Linked DNA regions of Mus musculus: region 1 is linked to region 2. A link is a contact called in ENCODE Hi-C or POLR2A ChIA-PET data. All regions are on one chromosome and are shown on one strand. The core of a region is the stretch at or near the end of the contact, and the rest is flanking DNA. Distances in the headings are between cores, read along the strand shown. Region 1 holds the start of Dync2li1 (dynein cytoplasmic 2 light intermediate chain 1). Region 2 holds the start of Plekhh2 (pleckstrin homology domain containing, family H (with MyTH4 domain) member 2).

Region 1 (4,481 bases), core at 559-3,058, 110 kb before region 2:
GCATAAGTAGAAAGACAAATGGCACAGAAACAAAAGGAATCCTTAGAGATATTTATCTCCCGCAGAGAAATTTTATTTCAGTAAGATTTATAAAAATACTATTTCTTGATAGTCAATAGCTAGGTAAAACACTAGAGGACTTTTTTTCTAACTATCTTCACTTGGAAACGGCTCGTGAAGAGTACTGACAGAGCGCCCTAGCATCCATTCCTCTGCTGTGAGCAAACACCGCAACAAGGCAAGGATTTATTTTCCTCATATATCCAGGAGTCACGGTGCGTCGGTAGGTTAAGGCCACAGCAGTTTGCCTCAGCCAGACAGTCACACCCACAGCCAAGAGCAAAGAGAATGACAGCATGCCTATTTGCCCTCTTGGGGTAGGCTAGCTGTCCTCAAGCTCTAGGGACCCGCCTGTCTCCACCCCTCCTCCTAAGTCCCGAGTTTACAGACATGGGTCCCGCACCTTAGGTTTACCAGCTCAGGTCCTCATGCTTGAACATCAAGGACTTTATGCACTGGGCCATCTTCCAGCCCTCACCAAGTATTTGTTGAGCAACTAATGCATGCAAGCCTCTATGCTAATCCTCTAGTTCAAATCTATTGTCTCTGAAATGTCAATAAAAAAAAAAAAGAATATCTGCTTTGGGGGCCACAGTGATTGTTACATTGTCACTGTTCATTTAGTTTTAAACCACAAAAGCTATTGATGGCCTATAATTATTACCAGACTAGAACCTGAATCAGGGCTGGTGATAAAGTCTAAGCCGTTACCGTGCCTGCTCAATTCCCAGAACCCCACAAACAAAACGGGAGTGTTTTAAAATGTCAAAACAGGAAGACAAAGTCAAAATCGAAATCCCGAATGATCTGAACTCTTATTTCACAGGCCGAGGATTCTGCTTGCTCTGTTTACACACCAGTCCCCCAAAATATGGTTCTCTGTTTCTCAAGTACCCAGGGAAAGGAAAGGGTTCTTCAATCTGCCAAAACCCAAACAAAGAAACAAAACCCCCGCACTCACAGTTTCACTACAGTAACCTAAGCTGACTCAATTCCAGCCCGGAACTTCATAAACTCTACCGCAGCTTGTGCCTCTGATCCACAAAGTGGATCATACTGCGCCCTGGTGGACCCTTGGCCCTCTCCCTGACATCTTTGTAGGCCATTCGGAGGGAGGTTCGGGTACTTTAAAGGAACCTGGTAGAGATAAATGTTCAAGTGTATTTCATAAGCCATCAAGACCCCCAACTCTGCGCCTTCAAGGAGATGTTACACTTTCCTCCAAGGTACAGAAGCCCTGTGACACCAGGCAGGGGCCCCTGGGGAGAAGGCTCTGTGGTCTGGTTCACCACCATGCCCTGGCCCGCAACAGCATGTGGCTATCTGAAACACTTCACTGCAATCAGCGAATGGATGGAGTTGAAGATCTTTTCAAGTCGCTTTTTTTTCTAGTTTGTGACAGAATCCTCAAGTTATAGGTCGGGGGGGGGCGGGGAGCGGGGAGGGAGGGAGGGGTTGAGGGGGTTGAGTAGGAGGGTGGGATAGGGATGGAGGGTGGTGACAGCGAGGTACTACTGCTCCGACCAGCTCCGCATCGCCCACAGCGCCAGGGCTGGGTACCTCTGCTCCAACCTTCCGTATCCCTTCCCTATTCTGGTGGGAAAGAGGGCAGGTCGTGAGAGCCCCGCAGGCCGGTTCAGCAATACCTGGGCATGGTGGCTGCGCCGCCCCAGAGTTCCTGGGCTCCGCGTGAGGAACAACCCTGACCCAGGCAGGCTGCAAACACCTAGTTGGGCCAGAGAATGCAGGCTCCTCGGTTGCCATGGCAACGACGTCACGGCCGAGGTTGCGTCCCAAAGAGCAGCCTCATGGGAAGTGTAGTTCTCCACCTTCGGCTTACTTCTCCGTATTCAGCATCAAGCCCTAGGATGCCAGATGATATGGTGAGCATGCTTGTGCATCTGGAATGAAAATGTTGGGGGCTTGAAGGTTTTGTTTGTTTTTGTTTTTGTTTTTAGTTATACGGAGTGCAGACTGCATGCCAGGAGCCTCTGCTCTCTTATCGTTACTTTTTTCCTCTAGTGCCATGATTTGGAAGCTGAAACAATGTTGGGCAGTTACCTAATAAAACATAGGAGGAAAAAATTTCAACTGTTAAAATCAAAACAAGGAACAAGGTGTGCAAACTTTTTGCCCAGTTTTCTCCTCCTCCTCCTCCTCCTCCTCCTCCTCCTCCTCCTTCTTCTTCTTCCCCCTCCCCCTCCCCCTCCCCCTCCCCCTTCTTCTTCTTCTTCTTCTTCTTCTTCTTCTTCTTCTTCTTCTTCTTCGACAGGGTTTCTCTGTGTAGCCCTGGCTGTTCTGGAGCTCACTCTGTAGACCAGGCTGGCCTCGAACTCAGAAATCTGCCTGCCTCTGCCTTCCAAGTGCTGGGATTAAAGGCATGTACCACCACTGCCCAGCTTTGTCCAGTTTTCTGAACATTTGGATGTATGATGTTTTATGAAGCAGTGGATTTATTAATAAGTCAATGAAGTATGTGTTCTCCTACATACTTAATTTGTTTTATGCAGGAGGGCTTATATTTGTTTGAACTTTGTGGGCTCTTTATACATAGGCAGGAATCCCCACAAACTTATATAGAGTATTGCTCTGGGCAATACAGAGTAAGACATGAGATACAAACCCTTTTAAAATAGATGGACACAGCTAATTGTAATCATAACTCAGGGAAAGCAAGCTATTGTAGGAAAGGTACAAAGTGACCACAGCTGAAGCAGTTGACAAAGCATTCATGACAGGCTTGCTATTTGACCTGTTCTGAATGTTGAATAGACCCAGGTCCCAGATCCCTGAATGTCTGAAGGAAATTCTCTCCAAGCCTTTGGGTTCAGTTTCTATGGTGGGACGTATAAGAACATTGGGGTTTGGAATAAGATGAGCTGAGATTCAGTTCCTAGCATGCAGAAGGTTGAATGAATCCAAGGTCTCCTGCAAGCCAGGCAGGTGCCTTGCACCACGAGTTACCACCTCAGCCCTATTGGCAGATTTGAATGTAGAGACAGAAGGAGTATATTCCTGGAAATGAAGCAAAGTGTAGGAAAGAGTCAGGTCAGAAGGTCTGAGGCGAAGGTGTTCAGTGGAGGAAGGACGTTTTCAAAGACAGCCGAACACTCCTCACTCATTGCCCTCTGCGCTCTGGTGCTAGCCAGCCGGTGGCCTGTGAACTCCTGTTACTGTAATGACTTGGGATTCTGGGTTTACAATCTGTTCCTGGGTTTAGCATGCTGTTTAGGAAGTCAGGTAGGTATTAACAACCATTGTGATAACAGTTACGGTGGCTAATGTCATTTCCTAGGCACGACTTGCCAGGTACCTCTTCAAGGCTGTAACTGTTTTGGTTAACCAGGAGAGACGGTTGGAGGAGGGAGTTTGGTAAACGGGAAAGATCAAGGGCAGTGCTTCTCAACCTGTGGGTCGTGACTCCTGTGGGAGGTCAAACGGCCCTTTCACAGGAGTCACATGTCAGATATCCTGCATACCAGACATTCACATCATGGTTCATAACAGATGCAAAGTCAGTTATGAAGTAGCAACAAAATAATTTTTTTCCATTTATTCACTTTACATCCGGATCCCAGCTGCCCCTCTCCTCTCAGTGCCCCCCCCCCACTCCTCCCTCCCTCCATCCTTCCCTTTCTCTTCTGGGTACAGCAAGGCCCCCTTGGGTACCAGACCACCCCGGTGCATCAAGTCACTGCAGGACTGGACACAGAAAAATATGGAATGTTTCACGAAGTTTCACATCATCCTTGTGCATGGGCCATGCTAACCTTCCCTGTATCATTCGTATTTTAGGATATGCACCTCCGAAGCAAGCATGCGATGAAATAATTTTATGTAGGGGTCACCACAACATGAGGAGCTGTATTAAAGGGGGGCACGGAACAGGAAGGTTGAGAACCACTGATCAAGGGTTATCTGTCTGAGCCCTGGTCATCTGCATGAACTCAAGGTGGACTCAGTTGATCTGATTGGGCAGCTGAGTTTTGTCTTCCTCCTTTAATTGCACTGAGGTTTCATAGTTGAACAAAGAAAGTGACCTTTCTTCCTGTACAGATGGAAATCATTCTTTAGTGCAATGCCATATTAGTTACTTTCAGTTAGGATAAAACTCCAAGACCAAGGTAACTTACAGAAGAGCTAGTTTATTTTGGCTAACAGTTCTAGAGGGTTAGAGTCCAGTGGGGGCAGGGCATGGGAAGAAGCAACAGTTGAGGGAGCAGGAGCAGAGAGCTAAGAGCTTACACACCTCACACCACAGAGCAGAGAGAGAGTAAACTACAGGGTTTGGAGTCTTTAAACTCTCCAAACCTGTTCCGGGTGGTAATCTTCCTTCACCAAGGCTGGACCTATGAAACCTCTCCAAACAATGAAGTTTGCCAACGGGGCACCTAGTGCTCAAATGCCGAGACTATGGAGGA
Region 2 (4,438 bases), core at 1,312-3,811:
GGAGCTAGCTGGGCTAAGGAGGAAAACCGCAACAAAAAATTACAAGTTGCCACTAACAGAGTACCTTAAAAACTTTATTGGGATCATTCGATACTTTGGTTTAAGAATCTGGACAGCTGGGGTTGAAGAATCAGCCTGATAGAAGGGACCAGAGCCCCTGAAGTAAGACCTTTGCTTTACCTGGGCAATCAATGCTGGTTAGCTAGAGCTGAGATTTTACCAGCGATTTAGAGACCAGCAATACTGAGGTAAATTTTACTGGGAATATGTCCTCAGAGTCAGCGCACAGAAGCTGTGGTCCAGAGAAAGCCAAGGCTGCATCTCATGCTGGCGGACAAACTTGGTAATGTATAGAGTCACCCAGATGGTTTTGAAGGCATGAAGGTGTCAGGGTGAACAGCTGAGCCTTGTGCAGTAGAAGCACAAGGACTGAAGTGTTCTTGGGGACAAGTTGGGTGAGGTCTGGCACGACGCGGTTGCTGCAGCAGGATCTTGGAGAGAGCGGTACTAAGGGGTAACCACCAAGGAACAGCAGCAGCTATGGGGTGAACTGGCCCGAGACGGGCTTCGTGTGGTGTGCTACTTATAACTACAGTTTTGCTACTGTTATGAATCATAACATACATGTGTTTTCTGATTGTTTTAAGTGACCTCTGAGAAAGGGTTATTCTACTCCAAAAAGGTCTCGACCCACAGGTTGAGAAGCACTGGACTAGAGTTTCTTAGTGGGCAGGAAGACACTATTCTCTAACTGGATAGTGATAACTGCGCAAATATGCCCCAATCCCCTGTCAAAGGGTCGATTTTATGATTTGTGAATTATATCCCAATTAAAAAGAATATATACAAACAAAAATGGATATATACTAAGAACACATTTACAGATTTAACCATTTATTATTAGTTGTTATCCCTGCCAGGAATCTCACCAATAACTCAAATAATAGAGAAGTAACTGTTAACCCCAACTACGAAAAGTACAGTACATATCTCTTACACTTTGCCAGGTAGAGATACCTAGGTAACAATACAAGAAAATTCAAAGTTAACTACATCTATTTGTCTTTAGTTGTTGTAATTATACATTTTTATGATGAAGTAGAAAAGCTTAAAGATGACCAAACATGCATCTGACATCTTTGGTGCCCAACAACCAGGTCATAATAAAAAGAAATTCAAGACTTCAGTTTGGTTTTGTGATAGCTCAAGGTCCAGACAAGAGGCGTCCTGGGTCCCTCTGTAATTCTGTATCTAGGTAGAAGGCAGCTGTAACCCAGCAGAGCTCCACCTTGGCTGGCTAAGAATGGGAATTCTCAACACTTTCAACGTCCCTAGTGACAGGACTGTATGGCTTCCACTTCTAAAAATGTCCTCTCTAAGTTTTGAACTCTAAGGGGATCTACCTTCTCTGCAGGGGGCAGACAAAAACTGAGGTTTTCCAAAGACTTCCAGTGACTTCGGAAATATTTACTGGCACAAAATAAACTGTTTATAGTTGTGGAGTGAACGCTCTTTTCTCTGAATCTCTGACTTCCTGTTTCTTTTCCAGCTCCTAAAAGGGGGTGGGAGAGGTTTGAAAAGACTAAAGTCCTGGGAAGGGAGGAAGGGAGAGAGGGAAAGAGCGAGGGAGGGAAGAAGGAAAGTTACTACCTAGACTCACACTGATGGAATTTAGATAATCCCCTAAAGCCTATATATTCTTTAGAACAGTTGGGTTGTAGGTTATGTCCTGCCTACCCCCAATGCAGAAAAGATGTCTTTAACTAGGCTGAAGCATGCTTGTTCAAAGAACCTTAGCACCTAGCCCTACTTGGGGCATGCCTGCCCTTCAGCGGCACTGCCCAGAACAGCCTTCTCCTCCACACTCCTCCTGGACACACACACACAGCCTATGAGGTCCAGGCTTGCAAAGACTGGAACTTTCACAAAGAAGCCAGTGACCCTCAGGTAGCCGGGCTAGAGGAGAGTTTTTGCAAGGCAGGGTGCCTCAACTCCTCCGGGGACAGATTCGTTTCGGGGTATGTCACCTTAGGGCGCTCTGGCGTCGGGCGGTCGGGCAAGCAGAGGTGTTAAAAATGAAAAGCTGGAGAACTGTGGTCCCGGGGTCCCCTCAAAGCACGGCTCATCAGAAGCGCAGGCCGAACTGTTGCATCGCCGATGGGACCCAAGGCGCGCGGGGACGCGGGGCTGCCCCGCAGCTCCCCTACCCGACGACCCCCAGCGGTACCACAAGCCAGGGGCCCTGCTTTTCTAACAGAACGTCACAGGAGCCCGAGGAACGTAGAGCCGTCCCCAGCCAGCTCCTGCGGGCGACCCGGGACCCGGCCGAGCCAGGGCGCGAGGCGTCCTGCGCTGCATCCCTGTCCCACTCCGCCGACCCCGCCGACCCCTTCCTCGCCGGCAACCCAGGACGCCCTGGTTCCCGGGGTAAGGAACCCGGGAGGCTCGGTCCCCGAGGACGCTGGACCCCGCGCTCTGCCCACCTGCCTACCTCTGCGGCGGCGCCTGATGTTCCGGCTCGCCAGTCACCCGGCTCCGCCGGCTTCCCCGGCTCTCAGCCCGCGCCGACCGCACTCGGAGCTCCGAGCGGCCGGGACAGCGCCGCCTCCTGCGGGATTGGCGGCCGGAGTAGCTAATCGGAAGACGCAGCCGACCACCTGGCGTCACTGGAGGAGGTGTTTATAACTCTAGCTCCTCCCGGTGCCCCTCGGAGTAAAGAGCCCTGACCCAAGAGGTATTCCCACTGCCTTCCCCACACCTAGATTTTAAGGCCTGATGAAGCACTTAGTCACCTCTTTTCCATTCCTTTTGCCTCGATTGGACCTATGGACCATCCTGTTGCATTGTCTCTAGGCGTGAACTCTCTCCTCTGGCCAGTCTGTCTTTCTACATTAACTAGTGTAAGTGTGCACTTTGCCAAGGCCTTTATTGTCTTCCAGGTTGGGTTTAAATGGCCAAGAACGGATTCCGTGTGTAGCCTGAAAAACCTCCCTCGTAGTTGTGCAAGTTTAGTTTTTACAGCTGCTGCTCACACCTCGGGTGACTGTGGTCTGAGGTCTGAGGAATCCAGCTGGGAGCATTGACATGCTGTTTCCTTCCCACCTTTAAAAGTTCTATCTCTCCTCTCAGCCCAGTGAGTCTCCAGACTGCCCCACATAGTGGAAACCTCTGCTCCCGTTTTTTGCCCTCAGAACGTCCGGTTTTTTGCCTCTCTTGGAGTGAGTGCACACGTTTGCCTGACCTACTATTGCCACTGTAGGCCAGCAAGCATTTCAAAGGGAGGAGCTGTTATGTTCTTTTGCAAATCGCACAAAAGCATATTGCGTGAGCACATGAATGATAAATCTGGTTGGATTTCACATCCCAAGCAGGGGCCTAAAGAGGCCAGTCTTGGGAGTTGTTAAGGGACCAGAGAGAGGGGAGAGGGAGGAGAGGGGAGGGAAGGGGAGGGAAGGGGAGGGGAGTGGGAGGAGAGGGACAAATTCTGGATGTTAGAGGTAATCCTTCCCCAGGTCATCAAACTAGGTCAGACAAATTGCTCTCTTTGATACACAGTTCACTAATAGAAGGCATCAGAAGGCTTTTCCCACTTCAGTCTTTTTACAAAAGAAAAAGCCAACCTTATATATATATATAAAAAATACTAAAGTGATAAATTTTGCAAAGTTCCTTAGAGGGAAAGCCCTAAGTGAAAACAAATAAGGCCAGCAAGCAAGCACCAGGCGTCCATGTTTCTTCCAGATGAGCACTAATTTTGGACTGGATCCCAGACAACCCCCACACATCAAATTCTTTCTGCCTTCTGTGGGAGCTGATGATGCATAGCATATGAAAAATTGTCTCCAAACAGCCTTGGCAAACAAGCAGGCTGGACTGGGCTCATTTTACAGAGCATGCGGGAGTTAAATCAACAGTTAAAGTAACTTGCATAATTTAGCACAGCAAGTCAGCAGAGACCCAACAAGAGAAAGACGGAGGATGCCAAAATAGAATCACTTCCGTTTGTGAGTCAGAAACACTAAATAGACTAGTGAGCTGAGTGAATACGTTCAGTCATAAAAAGCAGCTTTCTCAACATGACTGCCATCTTTGTAAGGCTCAGCCAATATTTACTTACAGTCACCTTTTTCTAGAAACATGACAAACTGAATTTGGCTATGATTTTTTTTAAAGGTGCAGTAGCTTCCTTTTTCTGGCCGTAGAAAACAAAACCAAAGCAAACAACCAAAAACCCCAAGCTCCACATGATAGGATGGAATAGTATTCAGAGCTAAAAAGAGGTGGAAGCTGGGCGGCCCGGACCTAAAAGGATCAAGCTCATTGTCAGCTACATAGTGAACCTGAGGTTCGAGAGACTGAAAGACAGACAGGGTGAGACTGAAAGACAGACAGGGTGAGACTGAAAGACAGACAGGGTGATGAGGGAGAGAAATCAAGC

Evidence for each region. A loop is a pair of places that touch in the nucleus more often than their neighbours do. ChIA-PET counts read pairs that join two places held with the same protein, here RNA polymerase II (POLR2A).
Region 1: a loop to region 2 is called in a map of left cerebral cortex, with 2.1 times the contacts of the local background. The contact joins the promoter of Dync2li1 here to the promoter of Plekhh2 in region 2. A Hi-C loop is called at or near these places in 1 of 37 maps with a recorded cell type or tissue (left cerebral cortex). POLR2A ChIA-PET finds 5 or more read pairs at or near these places in 1 of 5 experiments (Patski).

Annotation. Positions count from the first base shown.
Region 1 is chr17:84,623,802-84,628,282 of GRCm38, reverse strand. It overlaps Dync2li1 (dynein cytoplasmic 2 light intermediate chain 1), which reads right to left and starts at 1,808. Exons shown (of 13, transcript NM_172256.2): 1 at 1,707-1,808. The coding sequence starts at 1,714. Gm26066 (a small nuclear RNA gene) reads right to left here and starts at 3,877; the gene lies at 3,773-3,877.
Region 2 is chr17:84,510,018-84,514,455 of GRCm38, reverse strand. Plekhh2 (pleckstrin homology domain containing, family H (with MyTH4 domain) member 2) reads right to left here and starts at 2,561. Exons shown (of 30, transcript NM_177606.4): 1 at 2,492-2,561.